Linked DNA regions of Mus musculus: all the other regions are linked to region 5. Evidence: chromatin loops called from intact Hi-C (ENCODE). Cell type or tissue: left cerebral cortex. All regions are shown on one strand.

Region 1 (5,000 bases), 1.0 Mb after region 5:
CTGATGGAGTTCAGCTGCCGGTACAGTCCATCAGCAACCAAGGGCTACGGCTGCCTGGCCTCCCATTGCAGCTGCTGAAGGAAATACAGGGAAAGAGGAGGGGCCAGGCCAGCGGCAACCCCAAACATGTAAGTCTTAACCCAGGAGGGAAGAAATGCCCCACCAGCTCAGAAGGCTCCAAGATGGCTTCTGGCCTCTGCCCCCTTCCCCATGCCTTTATAATCGGCTGCTCAAAGTGGTGAAAGGCCTAATTGCCCCGAGCAATGTGGTCAATCTTCCTGGAGATTTAGCTGCCCGCTTTCATCTGACAGCCTGGGAGGGAACTCAGCATTTCCCTTCAGGCAATCTATATGGTCGAGCAGTTCACTGCGGAAAGTGGCGCCTTATCGATTTCTGCCATAGCTTCCATGGCTGACTCGAGGATCAGAGCTCTGACAATGACTAACAAGTTTAAACCATTAGTCCCATTTGTAACTACTCAGCAAAAGGCTTGTCAGTCACCGCGTACCATATACTGCAGCTTTTAGCAGATTTCTAACCCCATTCATTCTGCCACAATGACCCCTGTAGTTAATGGGGGTTATCGGAAAACTATTTTTCCCCTTCAAAAGCTGTGCCTTTTTTCTTCTTCCTCCTCTTCTTCTTTTAGCAACATAAAAGCCATTTCAGTTGTGATGTTTCAAAACAGTGATGCAGGCCAGGATTGATTCCTCTCTTAGGAGGAAACCTGCATCCTGGTGCCCTGGACACCATGTGTGCTCCTGAAGACTGCCAATCAGACGGCGGGAAACAGGAAACGGTGCCTCAGCAACAGAGTCCCTGCCCAGAGTCTCACAGTGACATGTCTCAACACCTCTCCTAAACTATTAGAGACCCCTGTCACAGTAAGCACTTTCTCTTTTCCTGTTAGAACCATGCCATACAATAGCATAGGATAAAGCCCTGTCCGTCAAAGTGGTCCCAGCAGGTCAGTATTCCTCAAGTGAGAAAAGCATAGCGTCTAGGCCCACCTTGGACCCACTGAACTAGATGCTGGCCAAATCCTTGGGTAGTTCCTGGAACTATGAGAATCACAGGTTTAAAACATTAATGCTTTCTAATATTATTTATACTAAACATAGAAACATTTAAAATTTCCACTATACAGGCTAACATTTTAAAGAAAAGGATGTTTTTTTCTGAATAATAGTTCCATGGTTATCTGAAAAGCTTTTGAAATGTTTTTCATCCTCAAATCCAGAGTACCTGGCATCTACTACGTATAAAAATGGAGAGCAGTTGAACAGGACATTTGCAAGGACGAATGAGGGGATGAGAATTCAGGAAAAAAGGGTGATATATTGGCCAAGGATGTATGGAGCAGGGACTAATATGAAAACAAGAATAAAGAATACATCCTTCCATTCACTTTTGAATTGCCTTAGCTAACCGCTCACACCACCAATCCGATCCAGCCTGAAGGAGTATTCACAGGCAAAACGGTACATTCTGCGGGGCTTCTCCTAGAACAAGCTCCACGCTGCCCCTTGTAGATACGTCCTCCTCCCCTCCCCATTTCTACTGCTGATTTTCTCTGTGTCCACCACCACCCAGGTTCTCCTGTTTGCCTCCACTGATCTCCAAGCTCCCCATCCTGAAACCCTCTGCTTAGCCCACTGAGACCAAAGGTCACTAAGCAGCTTACACTAAAAGGAGACTGTTTTTAATATGCAAAAGAGTATTCCTCGATGGTCCAGAAACCATGCCACCTAAGGGTCAAATCAGCTCTGTTGTTGCCAAATTAATTTGAGAAAAGGGAGAAGTTATTTTCCTGGAGGATTTAACACACCTGCTTCCTGTCTGATTTTGGCCCTACCACTTCCCAGTAAATATTTTGAATCACAGGCCACCCTGCCTTACAGTCAGCCATAGGGTTGATTAGACATCAGAGAGAAGGTAAGAAAAATCTTCCCTCCATTTGATGTCAAAAACTACAAGGTCTAAATTTAAATGTAGGGCAAATTTGATAGGAAAGCAAGAGACTGCAGCATCTCCAGTCTTTACCTCATGGACTTCGTTTTCTTGCCACAGACAGGGACTAGAGCGATAAATAACGTCACCCAGAGCCAGTGACTGCCTTTGCACACGGTGACTTCTGGAAGCTTTCTCTCTGGACTGCCATGTTGTGACTATTTAATTGCCGTGGAAACATAGACATCTGATGACTTGTTTGCACCTTAGAGCAATCTTTTGACATTTTGTATATTAGAGAAACAGTGTGTTGCATATGTTGCTAGTGAGGGTAGGCAGGAAATTACTTGGTTCTGGGGCAGATGGTACAGCTGACTGACTATATGTAAAAGACTGTGTGGCAGGCAGGGCCAGTGTGGACATGTAGACACAGCAACCCAGAAACTGAGGGTACAACAATTTTATGGTATCTGAATTCTCAGCCTTGGTTTGTGAAAACCTAAGGAAATTATTCATCAATTTTCCTCACACAGGCTGAAAAGAGTCAGGGTCTCCTCTCCTTCAACCCACCCACCATGAGTTTTAATATATAATTGCGAGCATGTAAAAATAAATGGAAATGTCACTCTGCTGGTAACAAAAGACCTAACTCACAACGGCTTGAGCGGCATCTTGTGGTCACAGATGAGTATTGCACTCTTAGCCTGCTTGGATTGCTGGCATACTATTGCAAAGTATGTTCCTGTCTCCTCACATCTGACTTTTGGTAATGTTAATGAGGGGCTGTGCACGGATATCAATTCAGACATCATTATACTACCTTAAAATATTTTGTGAGTGCATACGTTAACTTATAATTAATTATCATACATCAATGTAAATGTATCCATGTAGGCAAATTGGATCAGTATTCTCTCATAATGTTTTAATAGCAGAGTACAAAAGGAAACTTATAAGATAGGAAACTATACGAGCAATGTTTACATTCTAAGCCATCTCAGCACACTTTCGAAATTGATGCTTCCCCATGAGGGAAAATATGAAATATTCACTGTTTCTCCAAATGAAATCCATTTTCTCTGTGTTATACAAGCACATAAGGAAAGGAAGAAAGTCGTCTTTCCGAGCATCAGCTTCCTTCTGTATCCCACAGCCGTGTGGACTTTGATTAACACACAAAGTGGTAAGCTAAAGGGCCTTCATCAGTGGAGCCCTGTCATAGCAGCCTAGACCCTGGGGTTTTGGGGTTTTTTTTGGGGGGGGTGTTTTTTTCTTTTTGTTTTTTGTTGGTTTTTTTTTTTAGACTGTGAATTTGGCTTTCAGAAAATCAATTCACTATTTTAAAACTATGCAATTTTTTTCTTAGCAAATTTCCAATTATAGATATCATTTAGCCACCATGGCACCATGAGGGGAAAGAAAAAAAAAAAAAACATAGTGAAAATCGAATCAAAGGCAGTACATGAATCATCAACTCGGAACTCAGACCTCAAAGATGTCCTGGGCGACCTCAGTAAGTCCGGTGGATTCTCTGTCGGGTTAGAAATATTAACATGAATCTCACGGATCCTGGCATCACCTGGAAAAGCACGTGTTGCTTTTCAACAACACACTACGAGAACTTCCACAAGCACTTAATCTTCGGGGCTCTTTAGTTATTTTCCGAAATAAAGAGAGGGACTTCTATTTCTATTATTGCTTCATCGTTGTGTGTAAGGTTGAATGTGGAAAATGATACTGAAAACAAAAAAAGAAAACATTTATTTAAATAATTTTCTACATGTGTCAGACAAGGTTCAGACAATAGAAAGGAATCTGTCCAAGTGCTTCTTTGAACTGATTATGTATTTATATAGGGATGAGGTGCGAATGTGTCAGGAGGGGTGCGTGCGCATGCGCGCATGCGTGTTTTGACGGCGGGACAGTTTCTGGTAGCCATGTGAGTCCTGCAAATGGAACTGCATTTATCAGCTTAGGAGCAGGCACCCTTACTCTTACTGACTGGGCAATCCCACTGGCCCCCATTGCAGTGCTGACAGCATTTTCTTTTTTAATGGAGAGAATTGCTCACTGGAAGTAAGCAACTCATTGGCATGTGGAAGAGAGGGAGGGAAGGAGGGCGGGAAGGAGGGCGGGGGAGGGGGGATTGCTTTCAACATTTGCCAATTTCCATGTGGTCAATTGCTACAATTTACATCAGTCTGAAAACAGAAAGAGATGTCCACAATTATCTAGTACAGAGGTTCTCTAGTGTCATAACCCCTTTGGGGGGTGGGGTGAGTCAAACAACCTAAGGTCCTCAGAAAACACAGATATTTACATTACAGTTCACAACATAGCAAAATTACAGTCATGAAGTAGCAATGAAATAATTTTATGGCTGGGGGTCACCACACTATAAGGAACTGTATTGAAGGGTCTCAGCGTTAGGAAGTGGAGAGACACTGATCTAGTTGTTTCTGCAGTGTAAATAAAGACCAAATAGCCCCAAAAGTAAATACTTAGAAAATGAGCTTTAGATACATATTGTTTGCTTTTTAATGTGATTTCATTAACTATAAGGTTTACAAATTATTAATGTTGGTGGTAAGTGCTATCCACAACCACTTCACAATGTTTCTCAACATTTAAGAATGGATCTTTCACACCAACAGGAGCTAGGTCCAGCAAGCTGTTTAGTAGACAAGAAAACCTGGGCAAAGCAGGCCAGACGTAATCCAGACACTGAGACGCAGAGGAAAGTAGTAGGCAAGAGACAGGAATGCAGCAGGGGACACAGTTACGCAGGAACAACACAGTATAAATTGTCATATGCAAGTCAATGAAAGGACACACACAGCCATCTCCAAGAAGGAAGTAAACACCCCATCACTGCCTTCTCCCAACACCCTGGTTCAAAGGAACACAACTGGGTTCACAAACTACTTCCCAGAAACAACACCTCTCCATTCATCTCAATCCTACTTCCAGTTGAGAGGACTGGATTTCTGTATTTTGGGTTTGGCCTGTTTGCTTCTTGTCTTTGGAAGAACCAGGTCCCTGGAGCATCA
Region 2 (5,000 bases), 140 kb before region 5:
AAATTCTGAATGCTGTGTTAGCTCCAGAGCATTCACAACAGTGTGGGAAACATTACCAAAATCTGTGAGGTCCAGTACAATAGCTGTTAGCTCCTGTGGAGCTATTGAGCACTTGAAATTTAGTCTGTATTACTGGCAAAAAAAGGTTTCTAATATTAATTAGTTCCAAGAGTTAAGTTTAAGTAGCTTTAAGTGGCTAGTTTACCAGAATGACAGTAAAAATCTAAATGGTTCAAGTTTGAGAGTTTTGGACTGCTTCTAGATGAAAGACTGTCAACAAAATGAGAGGCTCAGTAAATACTTGGCAACCACCTGCCTTCCATAACTTCTTTCATGCTTTCTGGGTTATCTCAAAAGAAAAATTAAAAAAAAAAAAAAAAAAAAAGAAACAGTTCAAAACCCATAGTACTTAACAATCTGACTTGAATATAACTAGTGATTTTAATATAGGGAGTGGCATAGACAAAGCAATTAGCAAAAATAATTAGAAAATAATCATTCTAGAAGTTATTTATGTTTAATGCTTAAAAGTCTGAATGCACAAACAATCTACCATCATAGAAGTACTGGTGGCCAACACAATGCGTTAGAACTATGTACAATGCACAGTTTAGTATCAAAATCTTTCTACACTGTAGAGTTTTATGAAACTGTTAATGACATCAAACACTAAGCACTTAAGACACCATTTTTTTTGCTACCACACAAAGAACGTCAATGACAGTCCATTTCAGCTTGCAGCATCCATCCATTTCTAGTATGAAATTAAGTGATTTTTCTACTTATACAATAAAGTTTATCTACACAGTTCTTGATTTTGATCCATAGCAGCAAAGGCACTGTACATCAGCAGATCCACAGACTTAAAAGATCTTTTTAAAGCATTCAAACAAAAAATAATAATAAAAAAGGAGTCACATGTTATAGTTTTAACAGCAACAACAACAACAACATAAAAGATAACACAATGTTTCTGGCACAATGGCACAGCCTGTGTCCATTTCAGGGACATCCAACTAAGACATGGAAAGAACCAGAGGTAAATAAAGCAAGCCACCATCCCGGGAGAGGCTCTTCTTTGTGGCTTTCAGAGGGTGGGCTCTGCAAACCCTCCTCTGCTGGCCTTTGTGTGGGAAAGACTTGCTTTGCACAGCGGTAGGCAAGCAGTCCTCCTGTACCTACAGCTCCTAAAGAGCATGACACAAAACAGCCTGCCATGTCTCACAGCATCACAACTGCCCAGAGACACACAGCTTCCTCTGCCAGGAAATTTGGCAAAAATATTTAGAAGAAATTAAGTTCTCTCTTTGAGGCCCAATTTAATTTTTGATCTGTCTATAATACAATAAAAAAAGGAATTAAAAAATATTACAAAGATACTTGTCAACAAGTAAAAAATAAAAAAGAAAAACATCTAATTATTTTTGTTGAATGTAATCTAAAGTTATAGACATATTGGTTAAAGTTGCCCAAATAGACTCAAAGGAATAGTACTTGGCCTGTTATATTCTACTTGTTCAAACAGCCAAATTTCCAAATGTTTTTAATATAAGTAGAAAATAAAACAAAACAACCTCATAACAACACAGCAACATATTGCTTCCGTGTGTAATTATACATTTCACATCTCTATACAGTCAATAGTCTACATTTAGTGACATTTAAATCAGTTATTTTAAACCTTCCTTTCCCCTCCCTCACCAAAAGGGAGGGGTGGAGCATCAAATACAATGCACCTTCATTATCAATGCAGGAGCGGACAGCTTTATTTAGTCAGTCATTGTTAGAAAGCCTTCTTTAAACAAAATAAATATATTACAGATATAATACATAATTAAAGATTCCATTCACTGTTAGGTATTCCATGTTCTTCCAAGACGATAGCTGAAGATTTGGTATCACAGGTTCTTAATGAGTATTCACAATTCAATAGCAAGGAGGAAGTGGGGCTATGGGAAGGGATTAAACTCCACAACTGCAATGAGTATTGGAAATCCTTGGTTTTAGAATGGGAGAGGGGTGAACAGAAAAGTACAACAGCGCAAAGTGCTATGAGGAGGAGTCCAGTTTGCACGAAGATTTGTCCTTAATAAATAACTTCATAAACCGTAGCTTTCTTGTCCCCAGAGCCAGTGACAATGTACTTGTCATCCACAGAGATGTCACAGCTAAGCACCGATGAGGATTCTTTGGACTAGGGAAGAAACATATCAAGAATGTCACATAGAGGAACTGAGCAGCAGGACTGGTGGGTGTGGCTGAGCAGATGTACAACCAAAGTGCTCCCCAGAGCACCAAGTACATCTGCAGATAGAGGGCAGCACCAACATTCCTAGACATGGCAGGAGGACATCATCCTTAGCTTAGGCTAAGGATTCCTGTCCTGAGGCATCAAAGAGAGGTAACTCAATGGTCAGCGGGCTCTGCAATGAGGCAAATCCTAGTTCTTTAAACTCTATTCCTGGGGCTGGAGAGAGAACTCACTGGATAAGAGCACTGAATGCTCTTCTAGAGAACATGGGTTCAAACCCAAGAGCCCACATGGCAGTTTATAACTGTTTGTTTGTTTGTTTTTAAACTCCAGTTTGGGGGAGGGGTTTCCTTCTGCTTTCCTCAAGTACCAGGTATACAACCTGGTCAACAGACAAGCATACAGACAATAAAATAAAAGAACAAACAAACAAACAACCCCCCTTTCTTCACTAGAGAGTACAGAGCAAGTAGGACATTCAAGATCCAAGACCTCAGCTGCCACAGACAGGGAGCCTGGCTCTCGGCGGTACCACAGAGCGGCAAGCACTGCACAGGCCTAACAACTAAAGGCAGACATGAGCCACAATGTCCACTGCTACTAGCACAGAACACGAGAACAGGAAAGAGGAGTTCAATAGTTGGAAACAGAAACACACTCCACTGAAGAGAGGTGAAGGGTGATGAAGGGATGAGGGAAGACCACACACAGACAAGGCTTAAAATAGGACCCTCAAGAATACTGGGAGCATCAGAAGTCACACGTGTAAGACAAGTACCTAATATACTGCATGTCAAACTTTTTTTATTGCAATTGCTAATAATTAAAATACCTAAGACAGTATATACATCGATATAATACTTGTATTTAATAAAAATAAAGTCTAATCTTTTTCTTTCAGTTTGTATACCTAAAAGGTCAAGTATTAAAATTTAAGCTTCAGCCAGGCATGGTAATGCATGCCTTTAATATCAGCATTCAAAGGCAGTGGCAAGTGGATCTCTGTGAGTTACAGGCCATCCAGGGCTACATAGTGAAACCTTGTGTCATATAAAACAAGAAAGGGGAGAAGGCAGGTATGAGTGTCATGACAGTAACATCAGCTACTCTGTCATGCCATGCCACCAACCTTGTATTGTGCTCTGTTTTGGATTCAGACAATTAATCCACTCTATTATGACTTGTCATTAATGGACCTGAAAGTTTTTGTGTGTGTGTGTCTGTGTTTGTGCTATGCTTAAATCTGGTAGGTTTTTTTTCCCCCAAATAATTTCCAAAACTACACAAAATTCTATTGTGCTACTAAGACGTTTATAAAATGAATGCAGTTTGAAATTTTCCGGAACACGCTTAGAAAAAAGAAGTGGTAACAGAAAGTGAGTCAAAGAATTTGAAAAGAGCCAATACTACTCATGAACACAAAATGTTCAAGATTGAAAACAGAAAATGTATACATAAACACGAAAATGCCACAGAAGACCTAAAACCCCTAATTAGAGGATTGAGTCATGGGTAATTCAGGCTTTGATATTGAGATCAGAAATCTCAGCAGATGGCCCTCCCTTGTGCAACTAATCCCCCTCCCAGACAGGGTCTTGTTCTGCCTGGCAGAAATGGTGTCAGGTGCCCCAACGTAATTTCAAAGCACTTAAGCAGGGGCACTACTCATAGGATGCACGAAGAGGCCATGGCTACAGCTCTGCAGGCTCACAGGACACGCGCTGCTCAGCAAGCAAGGCATTACCTGGAATATGCTGGCCCCATAAGGCGTCCTCCAAGCATTCAGAAGGTTGTCCTTTCCAGTGCTTACAAACCATTTGCCTACAGGAAGAAGGCTTTGTGTTACTTTGTCATGTGATTCATAGACTGCTGAATTGATATAGAAATTCATTCCATTTATAACAAATAAGAGTATCTTTTCACTTCAAAAGTAAAGCCCACCGACCTTCTGAATTTTATGAGTCACTGATTGTTGTGGTAAGGAATAAAGTGGACTAAGACTAAGAATTTACATAGCTTGTTAGGAAAGCATGCATGGTTAAGTAAACTATATAGTTGTCAAGAGAGACACATTGCCAAAATAGAAGACTCGGTTTGGAATGAGTCAAAAGAAGAACCAAGCAATCATTCAGTTTACAGAAACTGGAAAAGGGGGGTTTGCTTACCACAGTGGGCAAACTTGAGTGACAGCACACAGCTCTCATGAAGATGCAACTGGTATTTGTCTGGTTTGGTGACATGCAATACTTCCACATTGCTATTCTCCATCCCCACTGCAAGCCACTCTCCAGTTGGGCAATAGCCCAATGAAAAGATCTGGAAGAATAACAAATGATGGTAGCTACAGAGGACAAGGTCTTATCTTATTAACCAGGAGGTATACTCTTTAAATATAGAGGAAATCAACAAAACTCAAAATGTACAGAAAGAACCAAGTCTAAGCGATGATCTCTAAGAGATCCACATTCAAAGCCAGCACATTTTCTTTTAATAGGTCACATTACCCACACACAGGCCACACCTGAGAGGTGAAGTCATGTTGCTGCAGCTGCCGCCCTTCACGCAGGTCCCAGGACCTCACAGTGTTGTCCAAACCACCTGTCCAGAGCTTGGTGCCATCATTAGAAATGTCAATACAGCTGGCTCCATCTGTGTGCCCCTGGAATTGCCTGGAAACGTAAAATGAAGGGAAAGCCCTTGAAAAGCTAGTTCTTACTTGAATTCTACTGAGAACTCTTTTCTGATCAAG
Region 3 (5,000 bases), 280 kb after region 5:
TATTTCTACTGACAATTTGCCATAGCTATGACCTAGCTACTAATATTTTATTCTTTTGCTTTGTTTCATGTTGTACCATACTCCACCATCATTTTCAAAAGCCACATCCTAAATATACCACTTACACAAAAATCTCCTTCTCAACCTGTGCCCAGAGCATGGAGAATAAATAGGTCAAAATTAAGAGATGTCCCTAATTACCCATGGTTTAGCTTTATAGATCTCATTATCCCACTAGTTAAAGCCATCTGTGATGGTTAACATTGTCAACTTAAAAGGCACTAAAATCACCTAGGAGACAAGCCTCTAGACAAGCATGGGATGGATTATGTAGATTAGGACGACCAAGTGAGGTGGGACGCTCATGTTAAATGTGGATAACACCCTTCCATCCTCTGGGTCCAGGACTGTATAGAAGAGAGAGAGATGGATGAACACTGACATTTACCCCCTCTCACCCCATTTCTGTACTGTGAAGACAATGTGACCAGTTGCCTCAGGCTCCTGCCAACATGGCTTCATCATTCGGCAAAATACCCTTGAACTGTGAACCCAAACATACACTTCTTTTACCAAGTCAGGGACATTGACACAAGTCCCAAGGAAAGCAGCTAATACACTGTGTCTTTTATATACCTTCCTAGGAAAGAGATTTTTCTCAAATACAAGTATGTGTCTGACAGTCTCAGATTTCACTATCATCCTGGGGCCAGGAGAAACACCAGTGCCTTGGATTTAGCAGGATGTCAATGGCCCTTCATAGTCCTCGAAGCTCTGCACCCTGCCCAGTCAACATTTGCCTCACCTGATCTGGCCTACAGCTTTACTGAACCACCTGTTTTACTCTTTTGCGTCTGTGCTTTGACATAGAATGTTGCCGTTCTTTGGGTCCCTTCACTCGTCTTTTAGGTCTCCAGTTAGATATTGCTCCATCAATAAGAGCAGATCTGTAGCTCCTGTATCTGTTGGATGTCCCACAATATCTCATGGCACCTTCTACACACTCCTCAGGGCTTTATGACTCTTCATAAGCATAACTCATTTACTTGGCTTTTATTGGGGGGGGGGTCTGGAGAGATGGCTCAGGAGTCACTTAATTGGTCCTGTAGAGGAACATAGTTTGTTTTTTAGCACCCATAGGGCAGTTCATAACTATCTGTAACTCCAATTCCTGAGGATCTTGCTCTCTGTCTGGCTTCCTTGGACACACACATAGACACACCTGTAGGTCAAACACCCATGCGCATAATTTTTTTAAATAAATGTTTGTTAGAAAAAAAATCCTGTTAGGGTTTGAATCCCAATTTCCCCCCTATAGTCTCATAGTTTAAGCAATCATTTCCCACTTGTGGAGCTATAGAGAGAGACTGAATAACCTTTAGGAGAGGTGAGCCTGTCTGGCAGAATGAGGTTGAGAGGGCAGGCCTTTGAAGGTTGTAGGTTGGTCCCTGGTTCTTGCTTTTCTCTTTGCTTCTTGATCTGTTTGTAATGCGGAAAGCCTTTACCACACACTGTTGCTACCATGAACTAGACTTTTGCCAAACTTTCCCTTCCATGATGGACCAAAATCGCTCTGACATTATGAGACAAAACAAATCTGCTTTGATGATTTCAACTTTAATTTATAGCATCCGTGTGAGCTGGTGTGTGCTGCCTGCATTTTTGTCTTCTGCCCATGAGATGGTTTGTGCTGAAGGGAGATCAGTGACTCCTGTGACTTCCCTCCTACCTTCTCATCCCTGAAGTTCAATCTTTTATTCTTGCCCATTGAGACACTTTGCCAATCCTGTAGTTTTTCAAGTCTCTTTGATATTCAGATAATCTAATTTCTGGGTTTTTCAAATCCAACTAAATCTTAACCAAACTTCAACCTCTTATTCAAAAACCTCTCTCCTTTCTCAACTCCAGTCTCTACTCAGGCTCTGGAAAGAGCTGTGAGGAAAAGTATTGCTCTGTTGGTGCTTCTTTCTCTGGGGCTAAATCAACAAGAAGCAATAGGGGGCAGACCTCAGTGGCATTTGGCAGGGTGCTGGTTTATGCTTCTTAGCAATTGAATACCACTTAAGGCACATGTCCAAATTCCATGTGAAAGGGTTTAAAGTGTTCTTCATGTCTTTGTCCCTGACACTACTTCACCTCTGACTTTGATTCTCCTATCTCTCTGCCAAATCTCCCCTTATATTTCTGTTCCAAATTCTAACTCTGTGTGTGTGTGTGTGTGTGTCTGTCTGTCTGTCTGTCTGTCTTTCTCTCTGTCTCTCTGTGTCTTTTCCTCTCTCTCTGTCTCTTTCACATTTGTGGGACCCTAGGCAGAAGTATAAACAAAACTCCAAACTGCATAGTCAGCCCGTTTGACCATCCAAGTCAAGTTAAAAATGGTTTGATAAAACATGTTGTGTTCGCCATCCTTAAAACTAATGCCTTCATAAGAGCAGAGGATTTGAGAGTCTAAGGTCTAAGGCAGGAATCCTTCATGCCTTGGTCTAAGGAGCTCTACTGTCCTTGAGCATGGTCAACTCATACCCACATGCCTTTTCAGCCTTCAGTTTGCTCAGAGAGAAACTCACACTATTTCATACTCAAGCCTGGAAGGGTTGGCTGCTCCTAAGTGTCTGGTAGCTGTGTGGCTGGGGTTGTCGATAAGAAACCTGCCTCCCTTCAATCTGGTAGCTTACTTGCACCTTCAAGGAGAGCCTTTGCTACTCATGAAAATAGCTTGTCTTCACTACTGTGTCTGCAGTACTTTGAATATGCTTGGGACATGATAGGGACAGTCTAAATTTGTTGAATAACTGGAGCAGTAGAAAACATCCTGTTCTTCCCCTCCTGAGGAATTTCCTTAGACAACAGTATTCTGATGCCCATGCCTGCCCACCACACTGATTATTCTCCTCAATTCGTCCCTAGGCTCTCATTTGTGGTGATGAGCTATGAGTCATCAAGTCATTTAAAGCCACCTCTTAGCTCTGCATGGATGAGCAGTGGGAGGTACCAACTGCTTTCTTGGGCTTTAACTGGAATCTTAAGGCAACAGGAAATGCTTCATTTAACAAGTTCTGTGTGATTTGCCTGGTTCATGTCACTTTAGCTGCAGAGGGTAGATTTGAACCCAGCATTAACTGCTTTCAACGAGACAAACGTTCTCACTAGACCAGGCTGCACTGGAAACCATGGTAACAAGTCAGGCAGGGAGCCTGCCTATGGGAGCCTGCATCAGTGCAGTGCAAGTCTCTCTGCAGCCCAGGGCAGCGTGATTGCTGACTGCTCAGATCAAATCACTGGCTTAGTGACACACAACTGTTTCAGTATCTCATTTGGCGGCTGCTTTATGTTCACTGTCAGATGCTGGACTCAGGGGATTGGGGGAAGCGCCCCCAGCTTGTTTGAAAGTTCAGTCAGTGGTTGCACAGATGACTTGAGACCGTTTCTGTGATCAGCTGTTCTGTGATTTGCACAATTAGAACAGCTTTCTTGCCGGAAGCCTTTGAAGAACAATTACAAAAACAAATAGCAGTCACAGTAGCAGAAGTCATAGCAGCAGAAAGAAAAGAAAAAAAAAAGGAAAGAAGACAGACAGAAGTACCAAACAAGACAGATGCCCCTCCTCCACCCTGCCAGGACCATGCACATCCTTTTGTGGAAATGTTTTCATGCCAGGCCTCAAAGGGTCAACCTTATTAAGAAAAATAGCAGTTAGCTTCCTATGCAATTACCACAATACATTGTAAACCATTATTCTGTAATTTTTCAGAAATGAATAACTAGAAGAATTCTCTCTCTGGAAATCTATTAACATTTGGACAACAAAGCCAGCAGTGATGTGAAAGGCATGGCTGATTGGAATGGCATGGGGGCAGTCCCTTGCTCATCTGCCTTGCCTGGATGCTGGTCCCACAAACAGCAGCCTTTTCCCTGTCCTCTGATCCTGATGGTATCTTCTTTTCCTTTTTTTCTCCATGTTTTATTATCTAACTGTGCTTGAATGAGAACATTCTAGATCCTGGTAATCAACTCCCTAACACTACCGGGGTACATTATAATTTACCACATTAGAAAACAGCCTACCTCACTTTGTAGACAGGAGACTACAAGGGATTAAGAGGTCAAGACACAAAACAAACTGGAAAGCCATGTCAGAACGCTCTTCAGACCATCTTCTTTCATATAATTCCAACATGCGTCCTCTAGCTTCTCAGGTTACAGTGTGTCTCACCCAGAGTTTATTTGTAGTAAATAAACACAGAGAGCACATGTAGACGATAGAAAAATCAAAACATGGAAAGAAACGAGCAGAGTGGTGTCACCTAAAATCTCAGGGAGTACAAACATCTATTAGCATTTTCATGTCTGTTCCTAACTCTCCCTTTAAATAATTTTAAAGATGGCAACATATTAGAAAGACTGTTCAGAATTTTTTTTTTACAGTTTCTTATAATTTATATAAAGTATTCTAATGATTTTTATTCTTATTCCTCTCTCATTCTTCTGCCTCCTACTCTGAATAGAGCTACTATCATCAAGCCCCACTCCCACCCAAACTCTTTGTATCTCTCTCTTTCTCTGTCTGTCTGTCTTTCTCTCTGTGTGTGTGTTTGTGTTCCTCAAACAACAAGAAATACAAGTTAAACCTTGAAGAAAGACTGCTTTTAATTAATTAATTAATTTTTACATTTTCTTATTTACTTGTGGGGATGGGCTTGTGCGAAGGTCAGGACAGCTTGCAGGAGCTGTTTTTTTTTTTTTTTTTTTTTCCCCACCAAGTGAGTTCTGGGCATTGAACACAGGCTGTGAGGATTTGACAACAGCTACTTTCACTCACTGGGCCATTTGCAGGCCCGAATGATTGTTTTTAACTTGATTTTTACATTTTCTTTGTGTTCATACATATAGAAACTTCTCTGAGACACACTTGATTTATGAAGTTTAAAGAATGAATAAAGTTAAGTGTCGGAGAGCATAGTCGTGTTGTGGCTAATTGCAACAGGAAACATTGGGAGAAT
Region 4 (5,000 bases), 88 kb before region 5:
CTTCCTTCTAATGGTATCTTGTGGTTCCTGTAACTGTTCTACTCTTCAGGCTGGCTTCAAGTCAATAACCCAAGCTGCTCACTTTAGAAAGAAAGAGGAGGCCGTCTGAACTACAGGTGGAGAAGTGGGGAAGCGTCAATGGTTACTCCCCACAGCCAAACCTGAGTGAGAATCACCTGAAAGTGACACTGATCAAAGTCTCCATATTCCTCTTGTTTTGCTGATTCTACAAAAAGTTTATTTATGTAAAGAGTATCTCTAACCTTTACTAAATAAGCCAATGAAACAGTACAGTCTGTCTGCTAGATGACAAATCATAAATAAATAAATAAATAAATAAAATAAGAAAATCAAGTTTAACTATTAATGTCATCAGGTTTCAAAGGTCAGGAACTGTTAAAGCAACTTTTGACCAGTTGCCTCACAAAAATAAGGACCTTATCTCATGTATGCTTTTTTTTGATACAAAAGAAGATATTTCACCTGAAAGAATTAACTAATTCACTCTCAAATATCCTTCAATAGTGCTAAACAAGTCAAATCGACTGTGACGATTCTTGTCTTCATGTATTTACTAAATGTTTTACTCTCAAAAAGAAAAGAAAAAAAGAAAGCCTACCTCCATCATGATAGAATTTCCTGCCACAGCATTCTTTTATTTTTCCCCAAAAGGAGCCATAGGAAAGGCTATGGAGAAGGAAAGAGGCAGAGGTGGCAAACAAGGAAGGGCAAAGGAATTGACAGCGACCAGGGGGAGCAGAACAATTTACATTTCTAAGAGCAGGAAGAACTGTGCAGTCTGAAGAGCAAGAGAAGGTGTGTGCAGTGTGTAAAAGAGGAAGAACTGTGCAAAAGAAGTCAATCCTGATGGCTGGTGGGGAACCTAATCTTGCTTACAGTTTTTTCTCCAGAGGGCAAAAACATCACTAGCGTATTCTGAAATTTTTGAAAATAAGGTCACACTAGGTAATTACCAAATTTTATTATTAAAACAAAACCCAGCCGAACCATCCAATTCAGAAAGCTGATTCAGACCACTAATAGTCCAATATTGGGGCAAGGGCTAAGCCAAGGACAAGTTAATTTCAGAGCTTTCAAGTCTCGATAACTCGTATAAACACAAGTGATTATTTCAATTTTCTCTGAAGATTATTTTTTCAGGGCAGCCCAATGAACTCAACGATGTCCAGATTTACTAGCCAAAAAAAATTATTCAATTCCACATGCCACCAGAAAGTAAGCTAATAACATCCCCCTGAGAGTGCTGTCAGGCTAAATCCCTCTACTCCTGCATATACTACCTGGATAAATCTCCCTTCACCACCCACTCAGGGGAAGGCCCTGGGGACAGCTCCAGATTACCCTTCACACTCAGTGTCACAGGCCCAAGCCCAAGTGGCCCAATCAGTGCCAAGAAAAGAACAAACCAAGAAAGATTAATTCGCAGATGTTCATGCATTTCACATACACTGTGCCCCATGGTCCGTTGCTAGGGCAACAGAAGACCACCAGTGTGAGCTTTATTGGCTTTATGAAGTGCATCTCAGGGACTATAGCCCAAGAAATGCTGCATAATAATCGTGTGGCTTCTCTGAAGCCTTGTTTTGTGTTTATACATTGTTAACCTTTTAAGTAGTATAAAGAGCACCCCTCCCTATAACCTCCGACACTGCCCACTCTTCCTGTGCCATAGATTTCTTTACTGAACCATGAAAATACATCTTACAGCTCCATTTCAGGAAAAACTCCTTTAAATTGATCATCCGATCTCATGGCCAAAATATAAATGAATAAAATCCTATACCAGTTTGGAGATCACCATATTAGTGCAGCCCACCACACCAGCACTGACCACCAAGGCAATACGCATATAGCTTTGACCACCCTCTGACTTGCCTTTTGCCTACCTGCCTGCTGGCTTCCTCCCTCCCTCCCTCTCTCACTCTCTCCCTCAGTTCTGTCCCCTAAACCCTAAAGCCTACCAGGCAAGTATTCTCTATCACTCAGCCCAGCCCAGCCCAGCCCAGCCCAGCCCAGCTCAGCTTAGCTTTTACTTTCTATTTTGGAATCATCTCACTAGTTACTCAGGCTGGCCTTGAATGGGGTGAACTTCTTAAGTCTCCTCAGTGACAAGAATTAGAGGCCTCCACTACCAGGCCCAGCATGGCCCTTACTTTCTATACAACCAGGGAGACCATGCTTTTAAATATCAGCAATCTGCTTCAGCCAGATGGAATAGCAGAACCATTAAGCCTAATCAGGCCCATCTCTTCAGTGTCATTAAGTGGAATGCCAGAAGTAGGTAGGTTGGGGAGCAGGGGGAGGGGGGGGTAGGGGGAGGTTGGTATAGGGGATTTTTGGAGCAGTAAATAGGAAAGGGGATAGCATTTGAAATGTAAATGAAGAAAATATCTAATAATAATAATAGTAATTTTAAAATACAAAAAAAAAAAAAAAAAAAAAAAGAGGGAGCGTCCTGCAATGCCATGCATTCTGTGTCTCCCCTGGGTACTTCAAATGTGATGAGTGCAACTAAGAAACTGGGTTTTATATTTTTATCTTAACTAATTTAAGTTTAAAAAAATGATTCATGCAGCTACAGTACTGGACAATGCAGCTTCATAGTTCAAATATTGCTTAATTTGTGAAAATATATTCACAATATGTTTGTGCTGGTTTCAAACAGCCCTGAGCACTGAGTCCATCCAATTAGCCTGGCTATTTGTAAAGCAGGCTGCACTTCCTCCTCCAGGAACACCCCACCCCACCCCAACCCCCAGGTTGGGAGGTTAAAATCACAAATGTCACAACTCCCAGGGCAATAGAAGAGATCAAGTGTTAATCTGGAGGGAAGTAGTGGGTGAAGGGGAGAATATGGGCTGGCAGGGACAGGGAAGATCTGTAATGAAGAGGGGAAAAAAAGCCAGTGAATAGATCAATAGAAGCAACAGCTTACATTCAGATTCACAGGAGAAAAAAAAACACAAGGAGACAATCATTTCCTGGGAAAAGCTCAAGCCTAATGAGAATTTACTCTGCTCCTTTATGTGACAACCAGCTCTTTTGTGGCACAGGCTTCCTGACTGACAGGAACCCAAGGCCCCTTAATAGGATTTCCATATTATTTCCAACACCTGCCTAGAAGTTATTTGTTTACATTGAAGGAGGCAAGATTCTCAAATCAGACATCTGCCTCTAGTTCAGGCATATCTTAGGAAACCATCTAGAAAGCAGCTTTGTTACCATGGTGACATTTTTATTTTCCTCCTTTAGCTGGCTCAAAACATTAGCATTTCCAATTTTATTTTGTTTTTCAAAGGGGCAAATGTCACTCAAGAAACAGAAGTGTTTTTAAAAGCTAAACAGAATTTTCACAAATTTCAAGAATAATTAAGATTACCCTAAGGAGGACTAAATACAAAGTGGGGTTATTAGCCCACCAGAGGCACTTCTCTAAGGGCGATCCACATCCAAGCTTGTTTACTCGGCCCTCAAAGGGTCTGAACCATCGGGGTCTCAACAAAGTACCAAGTTAAAGAAGAAAATTGAAGAATCCTTCAGGATGTGATGCAGTTATATAATGAGTCCACTTCCATGTGAAAGGATTCTTCACACTTCCCCTATCCACATTCTGAACTCTCACTTCCCAGAACACTTACGGATTTTTATGTCCATCTCACTTCCTGCAGTTCAGTAAAGACTGAGACAGGAAACACATAAGCTTTTCAGGAACATCTGATGAGTGCACAGGGAATGGAATACTAAACAGTGTGAGGAAAGAAGAGGACATGTTGCTCTGGTCTCTAGTGACAAACCTAGGCACAAACACCAACATCAGAGTGGTACTGACCACCAATGAAAATTAACACCAAACAGGCATTGCTTAAGTCAGAAACACAAGACAGTGACTTACACGGATTGTCAGTACTACATCTTACTAAATGTGGAAATAGAGGCCACATCGGTTAGTTCTGATGACAAATGGTCCTTACTATTTGGAATACTAAGTGCTTGTAACACTTTGACTTGCATTATCTGACTAAGCAGTATCAATCCTGAGATGATTTTATTTCTATGAGCAGCAGCAAGCTTATTTACAGCAAAAACTTGTTGAGAAGTACCACTTAGCCCTCAGCAAACTCCTTATCACTTGTTCCTGAGCCTACCAATTCTCTTCTGCTTTCTCACAGACCATTGCATGGGAACGGTTAAGTATGACACAGACTATGCATGTCCAAAGTTAACAGTGCTGATGATCCTTGTTAGTGGTGTCCCCATATGCAGAGGGCTGTCTAAGCCAGAAGATATCTGAACTATTACACACTACACCACAGAGCAAACTATGAAGGATGAAAAGTAGTATTACAGAAGCGAGCGAGAGAGAGAGAGAGACACACTAAGTGTCCTTCTAGGTCATTTTTGTGTTTCCTCCACCCTGAATAGATGAGTATTTTTAACACAAAACATAGTAAGTAATACTTGGGAAATACTCTTTAGAAAAAATTATGTATACTTTGAGAAGTAAATGCTTTTGAAATTCAAGTGCCAAGCATAACACTTCAATCTTAGGCTCCTCCGAAATATTGTTTAAATGTTAAATATAAATTTATTATATATTTTCAAGAGAAAAATGCATTCTAATTAAAAAATTAGAGATAATAAGCATCAAGATGAAAATGTCTAGCAACTGTTGGTTTAAGGAGCAAAAGAATTAAACTACCTTTGCAAAATCAGCTAGGGAAGGCAGATCTGACAATCAGCCTACCCTGTTAATTAATATTTGTTCTGCTTCAGCAATCGGTGGAGGCAAGTGCAGCAAAACAAGCGTGACTCCCCCGTCACATCATTAATCCACTCATGCTCACCACCTGAGGACCAGCTGTGCCCTACAGACATTCATTCATCTGTTCCACAAACAAACAATTACAACACATTTTCTGGAATTAGGGCACCTGTTACATTTCACACAGCTTACATGCCTGGAGGCAGGGATCAATTAA
Region 5 (5,000 bases):
TCTTGAACCCTTTGAGACACAAATCTAATAAGTGAATAAGCCTAAACCGATCTTGAGAAATAGGCACAATTATGCCTCGGGGCAACTTCCTTGCATTATTGCTCCTTTCCATTACAAGGGTATCCAGCGAGTGCATCTGCAAGAGCAGCTAAGAGAAAGTCAGGCTGTCTGCCTAGGAAAACAAATAAAGACAGATCTGCCTCTGCGCTTAAGGCGGGGAAAGAAAGAAAATATAATAAGTAGGTGGTTTGCAGGGCTGTCTGTATTTCATAATGTGATAAACTGCCCTGGGGATTCTTGATATGACTGAATTCAAAAGCAAGAGGAGGGGGCAGGCAAAGTGTACTCTACTCAGTTTTAAATGGATGGTATCTGAGGCCAGTTGAACAAGAAGATGACAAAATTCATAGTCATATAAAATGTGTAAACTTAAAGGCTCTCACATCTACCCAACACCAAAATGAATACATAAAGATATGTGACCCTTCCAGGTGTAGATGGCCCAAGAAAAGCCAGAGGCCAAGTGAGACTAAGTGGTCAGGGGAGGAAAGGATACAAAGGGGAAAAGGAGGGGCATTCACCCCGTCCATCCTTTAGAGAAACTAGTTCTGGGAAGGTACATAAACACAAACAAACAAACAAAAGTATTTACAAGATCCAGACTGTAATCAGGTAACAATATTCCTGGGAGGTAGAGCTAAAGGGAGTCCACTCCTAAGCTGAATACATTTTGCTTAAGCAGTATATGTATGACTAACCTAAACAGAAATGGCAAAGATACTAAAATATAAATGTAAGTATGTGCCATTCAAACTCCAACATGTATGTATTATCATATACCGTATATAATATGCTAACATCAGCACAACCAAATAGCATACAGAGTAAAACAGAACTTGAGATAAAGTCACCAATGTAAATACTGTTGTAATTTTCCCAACTTTATTTTTTCAAATACTATCTGGTTGCTTTTATTGTTCAAGAGATGTCTTTTAATGAACTACTAATGTGGGTGCATTCTGACCATGTAGAAAATAACTAAGTTAAAAGAATCCTTACAGCCTGATGACCTAGTCATCTCACACTTCTTAATCTTAGAAGGTACATACATTACCCTGACCACAAATAAATAAGACATGGAAAACAGAAAATTGTCCATCGCTTCTTTCTCAGCAGGCAAATATACATGTTATCTGTTCTGAAATGGGTGATGAGACCCGAAGTCCTTCATGAGGAGATGACTTCAAAGAAATGCTTCCTAAAGGAATTATTGCTAAATAGCATTTTACATGTGTGTGTGTGTGTGTGTGTGTGTGTGTGTGTGTACATATACATTCATACATGCATACATACATACATACATATGGCTATCTTTTCCATTTAGGGAACTTAAACCAAATCATTTTTTTTGGTCTCTAGCCAAAACAAAAAACAAAAAACAAAAAAAAAAAAAAAAAAACACAAAAACAAAAACAAAACCCTGTAGCAGCTATAGTAGTCACATATACCTATACCAATGCGCTCTCCCCCAACCCCAAAGTAATTGCTAGATCTCAAGACCCAGGGCTTAACATTAATCACATCCTCCTATCAGGTTCATTTACTCTGCACAAATTTTGGAAGTCGAAGCCAGAGTTCCTGGTAAGATCTACTAAGTAGGCTCCAGGGACTAGTGCACAGATTTTTACATCAATTTCTTTTATAGCTCTGCAGATTTCATCTGATCCTCCCAGCTCACTCCTCTGTTCTTTCACAGGAAAGGTTTCACACAATTTACAATTTTATTCATTAATACTTTCCAAGGAAAGTTCTTTCATAAGAGAATTTTGATGCCTGAAATATATAAGGTAACTCTTTACAAAAAGACAATACACATTCTACATTCTGCATGCTGTTTTTGAAAGTGCAGAAAAGTTTAATACGCATTCTGAGTTAATAATTTTAAATTTCCAAAAGTTAGGATAATATGGAACAAGAGGAACCACACACAAAAGACTTGCCTTCTTACTCACCCCCAAGTCTTTTAAGATATAGGTAGACATCTCAAATGTACAAAAGAAAAAAAAAAAATCACAAAATATACAATTTTCTTTTCAAAGTACATGAGTATGACTGTCACATAAAATGATTATAAAGAAATAACTTACCTGCTTGTGCATTTCTATGTTCAACCCATAGGACATTTCATAATACTGTCAAAGAAGGAGAAGCAATTAAACCTGTATCCTTCAAATCATCTCGCCAGTAAACTCAAATTGCCCGAATGCATGGAAAACAAGGCAACTAGCACAAAGACCTCACCTTAACCAAAATACCCCAGTCAATAAATAAAAAGGATGCCCAACTGCTGCTCTCTTTAAAACACTAGAGGCCATGTTAAGACACACCCAAGAGAAAAACTCTCAAAACTAATAAAAATGTTAAAACGCAGCATTCTTAACTTGTACAACTGTCTTTCTACATCATAAGCAAATGAACTGAAAAAGTCATGAAAATTTGGTTCCACGTGACTCCTAATTCCTAAGCACAGCAGAAGCATCTCATACAAATGCTGAGGTTTTGAAAGAACTGTTGGAAAAAGGTGATGTTTCCTCAGAGTTCGGTTTCTTGCTTAGAGTGGACTACTCACTCTTACATGCAAAGCAGAGGAACTGGGTAGGAAATTAATGCACCAGCCTGCAAGCTCTTTCAACCCCAAACATACTTCTGAATCATAAAAATGCTTCATTATACTTCTGTAAACATAGATTTGATTTGTCTGAATGGGCGTGTAACTACAGTACAGAAAATCTGGCAGCTCAAATCAGCGCTCCTAAGAACCAAAATAACACTATAGAAATTGAAGGCATGCACAGAAAAATATAAACAGATTAACATGAGGAGTGGGAAATTTTCTGAGAAGGGGTCTGGTGTCATTTCCTATCCGAATCATTAATTAAAAGGCATACAGTGCATGCAATGTTAAGAGTGTATAGGAAAGCTGTCTGGTTACAACTGGAGCAAAAGCAATAAAACAACAAAGAAAACCACTAACAAAAACATTTTGCTTCTGACTAAACAAAAAAAATAAATGAGTTCTTTTTTCCACTTTTGTAAAAATCTGTAAAAACAAAGCACAGAAAATTATACCCCACGCAACTGAACTTTTTGAAAATTTAAATCAAAGCTGGTTGTCGAAGCCAAGCTGTAACCACCTAGAATTACAGGTTGCTAATGGACACATACCCACAGCCTCAACAACACTGGCAGGGCCACTGTGATGGATCCTGCAGCCTCCAGCGATTTAAAACGTATTCTTGCTTTCAGTCTCCCAAGCTAATGAGCACTTTGAATCTGTGACACAGTTTTCTTACCATGACATAATGCCGCTGCATCTCTGTCTTCTCGCTGGCGAGCTTCTCACATTCCAGCTTCAGACTATTCAAGACATAAAATCAACTAAGTACAGTGTAGAACTTAACGCGTATCCTTCCAACTCCAAATCCACGTCGTTTCCTCTAAATCATCACCTCCTATTGTCAAATCAATGGTATCAAACAGCACTTTACTAGTGAAAGGGAGGAGAGAGGAAGGAGTGACAAGAACCAGCCAGGACTTGCCTCTTTGATAAGGTTAAACTGTGGGGGTTGGGAAAGAGGGGTTTATGTCTTAAAGAAATAAACCCTCTACCCAATTGAATTCTGAGACTTCACCCAGAATTGACTATTCTTCACTAAATTCACTTACTAAAACAAGGAAATAAACATCGCTAATAATTATATATATATATATATATAAGCAAAGTTAGGTCCATGAAAATGCCACAGGGAAGGTTCTATCATTAATATTCTATGAGGTTAATGAAAATCAGAATCAACACGGTCTCCTGACAAATTGTTTTTCCCCCTCCAAAAAATACAGACAAGTTGAATAGCATGTGGGGGTGGGAGGTGTTGATCTGGTCCAGCAGCTTGTTTGGGCTCTTGCAATAAGAATTCTGCATCATTAAGGACCCGGTGAAACAAACATGTTTCAAAAGCACTCCAAGTCTAAGAGCGTTGAACACAAAAGCATTGGGGGGGGGGGGTGTCCTGTTTTTATTATTATTATTTGTTTTTTTTTTAATAAAAGTAATGAAATGGCTCACTGCTTAACTCCCTGGCTCTTAAATTATGCCATGATGGTAGAAGGAAGAAATGCAGCCCAGAGTAATAAAGAAGCAAGAAGTCAAAGGGCCCCAGAATCTTCCCAACCTTCCAGCCTCCTGACCCAATAAATCAATATCGAAAGTTTGGCCTCAGCGTTTTCCAAGTCTCCCCAGTTTCGATTGTTCTGCTTCCTTTTCTGTTTACCGGAGAAGAAAATGCTTAATTTCTTTACACCTGCCTAAAGGAAAAAGAGGCCCTGACTTGCCTTTTCTGCCCACAGGGGGGAAATGGTAATACCTTTGTGGGGGGGTGGGGGAGGAGGGGGGTAGTGTTGGAAGGGGGTAAGACAAGAGCTAAGCAAACAGAAGGATCAGCTAAAGTCAATATCGTTACCTGTGGTATTGAGCCTGTAAAAACTGAAACTCTTCCTTAATCCGATCACAGGATTCTGAAATTGTAAATTTGAAGGGTTGAGCAGGCTGATGCGGTGCCTAAAGAACAACAATAAAATATTTAATTAGCCCACATCGCAGGTGGGGGGTGGACAGCCCGCGGTCCGAGACGTGGGGGGGTTGGTCGCGCCGCTCCCGCCTCTCGCTCGCCTGCTGGGGTCCCGGTGCCTCCGGGCGGCCTCCCTCGGCTCAGCTTCTCAGCCTGGCTTCCGCCTCCCCCCGTCACCCCCCAAACCCCCGAGCCCCCGGCCCGGCTCTCCCATCCCTCCCTACCCGGAATCGAAAGTGGCCCGTCGGAGGCAGCCGCGCCATGGCGTCGAGCGGCCGTCAGCTAGCAGAGCGAGTCCGGCCTGTGGCCGCCGGCGCCCTCCACCCCGCAGACTCGCGCCGCCCGGCTCGCCCCCCTCGGGAGAGCCGCGCG
Region 6 (5,000 bases), 610 kb before region 5:
CCAGTTTTCTGAAAAACTGTCAGATTGATTTACAGAGTGGTTATACAAGTTTGCAATCCCATCAGCAATGAAGGCATGTTCCCCTTTCTCCACATCTTCACCAGCATATGCTGTGCCTTAAGATTTTAATCTTAGCCATTCTGAGATTGAATCTTACACATTCTGGTGTAAGGTGGAATCTCTGGGTTGGCTTGATTTGCATTTCCATGATGACTAAACATGATGAACATTTCCTTAAGTGCTTTTTGACCATTTGATATTCCTCTATTGAGAATTCTGTTTACCCCGTATTTTAATTGTGTTACTTTTTTTGGAGTCATACTTCTTGAGTTCTTTACATATATTCACATAAAAATATTTTCTTTTTTAAATCTAACTCCTTTCATTTGGAGACTTCATTTTACTCATTTCAAACTTAATATTTCTTTCTGTGACTGTCTACACTCAGCTTCTTTCCTTGCTTCAGTGTCTATGCACATACCTACTTCTCCTCTCTCCGTCCATCGGAGACTTTACTTTATTACTTTTTAACCTAAAATTTCTTTTCATCACTGTATACTCTCAGTATCTTTCCCCCTTTTTAGTGTCTAAGTGTACTTACAAGACATTTCGATTTTTTCTCTTTTATTGCTTCTAAACTTATGTATTTATCTCTGTATCTATGTATCTCTAAACTCTTTTCTTTGGGAATTTTCCATTCTGTTTTATATTACCAGTTCAGAGGTCTTCAGTGATGTCTTTTCTCAGGACTTCCAGGCCTTGGCTTCTACTGTCTACAGCTAGCATCATGTCCCAGCCAACCTGCCCCAACTCTGGGCAGGTGTTGAGTCTGAGAGGTGGTAGGTACTCCTCAAGGTGGTGCGGTCTCAGCCACATGTTGCATGCCTGGATGCATCACTGTTTAAGACTGTGTTCATTTTCTTAATGTAAAACTAAACTCTGTGCCTAATATTATTCCTAAACCTAACTCTAGCACTGACCCTAACCATACCTCAAACCTTAATCTACTTCATATAACAACACTGTTAAGTTTACATCGAGTTCTTAATATAGACTAAGCCTACAAGTAACCATAACTGCAATCTGCCCCTTACCTGTACTCTAACCCTCTCAGTAATCATAACAATAACCAAAACCTACCCCTAACCCTAGCCATAGCCTTAACCATAACACTAATATCCACACCTGATCCAAACACTGTCTCTGTCCCTAGTCTAAATCTAAAACTATGCCTTAAAAAAACATAATTCAATCTCAGTCATATCACTGTCTCTAACCTTTTCCACAATACTTAACTAAGAACTAACTGAAAACTAAGCCATACCCTTGATTACGCCCTTATTTTAGCCACAGATCAAACACTAGATCAAAATATAGACTTATCCCTAAAAGAAATTGAAATCTACTCCAACCAGAACCCTAAACTAGATCAAAAACAAAACTTAAATGAGTTCTAATACTAACTGTAGCACTTACAATAACTTTATGCTTCTACTGCTAATCTGGCCAGCCATCAATTCTAACCCTAAATATAAACCTACCTTTAACACTAACCTCATGATTAACACTACCCCTAACGACAAATCTAGCCTGAATTTCTACCTTAAAATTACCTCTAACTCTAAACTTAGAAATAACTTAAATCCTAGCCCTAGCCCTAACCCTAACCCTAAACTCAAACATCATACTTAGAAAAAAAAAGTAAAACTTTCCCTGACACTAATCCAGGTATAATCCTAACAATAACCCTAACCCTAGCACCAGCCCTGCAGTGATCTGAAGAAGAGACTACTACTAACTTTGTCCCCAAAATGAACACTAATCCAAATCCAAAAATTAACTTGAACCCTAATCTTGTCTACCTCAGACCCTCTAACCCTAACCCTAAACCTAACCTAAACATGACTCTTCTAAGATCCAAGCCAAACCCTAACCTAAAACCTACATATTTCCCATACTCTAAAACTAAACCGAACAATTTGCTACCACTAACTGTAACCATTACCATAATGATAAACCAAACTGCATCTGTAAACTAAATCATAAACTTCACATACTATTGACCCTAAATTCTAAATTTAATCCTCAGAGAAACTTATTTGTACGTTTAAATCTAAACCTATTTTAACCCTAGCCTACAATTAACCATAAATGCCATCATAGCCGTAACACTAATCCTGGCAAAGCCATAACCATAACCTAACTAGCCCTGACCTTATCCATAAACTTAACCCTTATAACACGCAAGTTCTACACTTAACCCAGACATTGTCTTTATCCCTCGTCTTAACCCTAAATGAAGTCCTAATTCTAGCCCTTGTCCTCATCCTACCGTAAATCAAGTCCTACTGCCAGCCCTAAACCTAAAATTAACACTAATGCTAAACTGAGATATAACTTCGATACTAACCCAAAACCTACGTGTCATCCCAAAACTAACCCTGGCTTAGACAATAGCCCTAAATGTATTAGCAGTTCTAAACCACATTTTAAACATACAGACAGCATAAACAGTAAAACCAAGTAAACAACTAACCATAACAAACAGGAAAACAAACAAAAACAAATTTTCTTCAGAGAGAGAAAAAGAGAGACAGAGACAGACAGAGAGAAAGGCTGTGGAGTTGAGTGGAGGAAAGTTAGAAAGATATATAGAAGAGAGGAAATCAAGGTCATAATATATTTTACATAATTTTTATAACAGCAAGATTGATGCAATATTTATTTTTGTAGCATACATTTGTTTTGTTTGTTTGTTTACACTCCAGATTTATTCACACACCTCCACCCCCAATCCCAGTCCACCCTCGGACTGTTCCACATCCATACCTCCTCCCCACCCCCTGTCTCCACGAGAATGTCCCAACCCCCCACTACCCACAATTTTTCTTTGAAAAATGTATTTTAAAAAGTCAAGTGATTAATTTTTTTTAAAGTCAAGAGGTCCATTTTAAACACATTTGTAGATTAAAATTAAAAAACAGAAACGCAAATGCTAATATTAGTTCTAGCACTAGGTGGCGGTGTTGCTCTATCTTTATTGCAAACTCTAAAGGAAGGCTGTACTCTAAACACTGCTTCTGACACTGGTCCTAACCATAAACCTAAACTTAGCCTTAGCCATACAGACTAACCATAATCCTAACAAATTAAACAAACAGACAAAAGAAGTAAACAAAAACAAAAACCACCCCTAAACTTAACCATAAGCTTGCCTCTAACTCTAAAACTAAACTATAAAATAACACCAATTACAGACCCTAACCCTAACTCTATCCCTGTTCCTATTACTAACACTAACATTAAACTTAGAAATATATGTAAAACTGTTCCTAACCCTAACACTAGCAAGGCCTAACTATATTCTAACATTAGGTCTAATTGTAACATTAAAAAAAAAACAAAAAAACTAAAACTCTATCCTTTGCCAGACACTAATAATAAGCTAACCCTAACCCTAACTTCAACCTTAACACTAACAGTGAGACTAACACAAGCCCTACCTTCTCTATCTATAACCATACAATTGCCATAATCAGTCCATAGCAAAAACAAACAAACAAACAAACCTAACACTAGTCTAAAGCCTATATTTAGCCCAAATAGTAAAACTACCTCTAAAATTAATGGTATACTAAATGTTAACACCAACTATACCACTGTGATGGTTTGTATATGCTTGCCACTATTAGGAAGTGTGTGGCCTTATTGGAGTAGGTATGGTCTTGTTGGAGTAGATATTTCACTGTGGATGTCGGCTTTAAGACCATTGTTCTAGCTGCCACTCTTCTCCTAGCTGCCTTTGGAACAAGATGTAGAACTCTCAGCTCCTCCAGCCCCAGGTCTGCCTGGATGTTGCCACGCTGCCACCTTGATAACGGACTGAATCTCTAAACATGTAAGCCAGCCTCAATTAAATGTTGTCCTTTATAAGAATTTCCTAGGTCATGGTGTCTGTTCACAGCATTAAAACCCTAAGACAACCACTTACCCACATGATACGCCCAGCACCATCCTTAAACTTAGTCCTAAAACCAGCACTAACCTCTACCATACATAACAAAATTTTGCCATCAAACACTTCAAATGTAATTTGGATTGAAACCTAAGCCTAAACCTAGCTCTAAACGTAATCTAAGTCTACAACTAACCATGGCTCCACTCCAAGCAGTAACACTAATGCTAATCTTGGCATCTTAATTATAAAACCAATGTTAACTACAATCATAACCAAAAAAGCCATATTCACATCTATGTCTATATCCAGAATCCATATCCATAACCTTAAGCATGACAAGAAACAAGTCTCTAAACCTAACCCAAACACTGGCTCTTACTCTAGCCTTAACCCTAAAACTAACCCTTAACTTTGTCTTAGTTCTAACTCTAAACTTCACCCTATCTATGACCCTAGTCCCAACCTGAGCCCTAATCCTAATCCTAAATCTAATCATACATCCAGTGTGACTACCTACCAAATCCTAGCTCAAATGCCCTAAACACATCATGAGCACTCAGTATAATTGTTACTATATCCCCAGTCTGAAACCTAAAACGAAGTCTAAAAATAACCGTAAACATTGTTCTACCACTAAATGGAGCTGTTACACAAAATTTGCAGCAAATCCTAACCTGTCCCCATCAACTATCCTGTTCCTAGCTCGGCCACCAGTCCTAACCCTAAACACAAACCTGGCTCTAACCCTAACCCCAAGATTAACACTAGTCCTGATGACAAACCTAACTCTGACATGTACCATGAACCTAGCTCTAGCTCTAACATAAAATCAGGGGGGAAATAAATACCAATATTGCTCCCAGCCTTAACTCTAGCAATAATCCTACTTCTAACTCTAATATTATCCTTATAAATACACCTGAAACCATTCATAGCCTTCACATTGACCTTGGAGTGATATAAATCAAACCCTACAACTAATTCTCACATTCATCGTAGAAATAAACCTAAAATATCTCTAGACCTAACACTAACAATAATA

What was found. A loop is a pair of places that touch in the nucleus more often than their neighbours do. Peaks named below come from ENCODE experiments on the same cell type or tissue, not always from the same donor. Only the 100,000 strongest peaks of a DNase experiment are listed, where the experiment ranks them.
Region 1: it touches region 5 in a loop (3-fold over the local background); 6 of 42 quality-filtered maps call a loop at or near these places.
Region 2: it touches region 5 in a loop (2.6-fold over the local background); 8 of 42 quality-filtered maps call a loop at or near these places.
Region 3: it touches region 5 in a loop (2.7-fold over the local background); 2 of 42 quality-filtered maps call a loop at or near these places.
Region 4: a loop joins it to region 5, with 4 times the contacts of the local background. A loop is called at or near these places in 6 of 42 quality-filtered maps.
Region 6: it touches region 5 in a loop (6-fold over the local background); 7 of 42 quality-filtered maps call a loop at or near these places.

What each region holds. Positions count from the first base shown.
Region 1 is chr19:15,615,084-15,620,083 of GRCm38, forward strand. It overlaps Gm31594 (a long non-coding RNA gene), which reads left to right. Exons shown (of 5, transcript XR_386569.3): 3 at 3,044-3,133; 4 at 3,317-3,463. Among named protein-coding and RNA genes, the nearest start is that of Gm31594, 18 kb to the left of the region's middle. In left cerebral cortex, a CTCF peak has its summit at 2,631 (motif pointing left); DNase peaks (open chromatin) are centred at 2,626 and 2,967; H3K4me3 peaks cover 188 bases; H3K27ac peaks cover 335 bases.
Region 2 is chr19:14,447,648-14,452,647 of GRCm38, forward strand. Tle4 (transducin-like enhancer of split 4) reads right to left here. Exons shown (of 20, transcript NM_011600.3): 17 at 4,773-4,920; 18 at 4,417-4,567; 19 at 3,996-4,072; 20 at 425-2,194. The coding sequence ends at 2,087. Among named protein-coding and RNA genes, the nearest start is that of Gm8630, 14 kb to the left of the region's middle. In left cerebral cortex, a CTCF peak has its summit at 2,319; a DNase peak (open chromatin) is centred at 2,287.
Region 3 is chr19:14,868,405-14,873,404 of GRCm38, forward strand. No RefSeq gene overlaps it. Among named protein-coding and RNA genes, the nearest start is that of Tle4, 270 kb to the left of the region's middle. In left cerebral cortex, no CTCF peak of the experiment used is centred here; a DNase peak (open chromatin) is centred at 2,958.
Region 4 is chr19:14,504,148-14,509,147 of GRCm38, forward strand. All of the region lies in intron 8 of Tle4 (transducin-like enhancer of split 4), which reads right to left. Among named protein-coding and RNA genes, the nearest start is that of Gm31441, 59 kb to the right of the region's middle. In left cerebral cortex, no CTCF peak of the experiment used is centred here; a DNase peak (open chromatin) is centred at 3,120; H3K27ac peaks cover 593 bases.
Region 5 is chr19:14,592,237-14,597,236 of GRCm38, forward strand. Tle4 (transducin-like enhancer of split 4) reads right to left here. Exons shown (of 20, transcript NM_011600.3): 2 at 4,521-4,618; 3 at 3,354-3,417; 4 at 2,148-2,192. Among named protein-coding and RNA genes, the nearest start is that of Tle4, 3.4 kb to the right of the region's middle. In left cerebral cortex, no CTCF peak of the experiment used is centred here; DNase peaks (open chromatin) are centred at 1,628, 2,579, 3,359, 4,163 and 1 more place; H3K4me3 peaks cover 3,194 bases; H3K27ac peaks cover 1,390 bases.
Region 6 is chr19:13,978,384-13,983,383 of GRCm38, forward strand. No RefSeq gene overlaps it. Among named protein-coding and RNA genes, the nearest start is that of Olfr1505, 62 kb to the left of the region's middle. In left cerebral cortex, CTCF peaks have their summits at 3,010 (motif pointing right) and 4,614; a DNase peak (open chromatin) is centred at 3,020.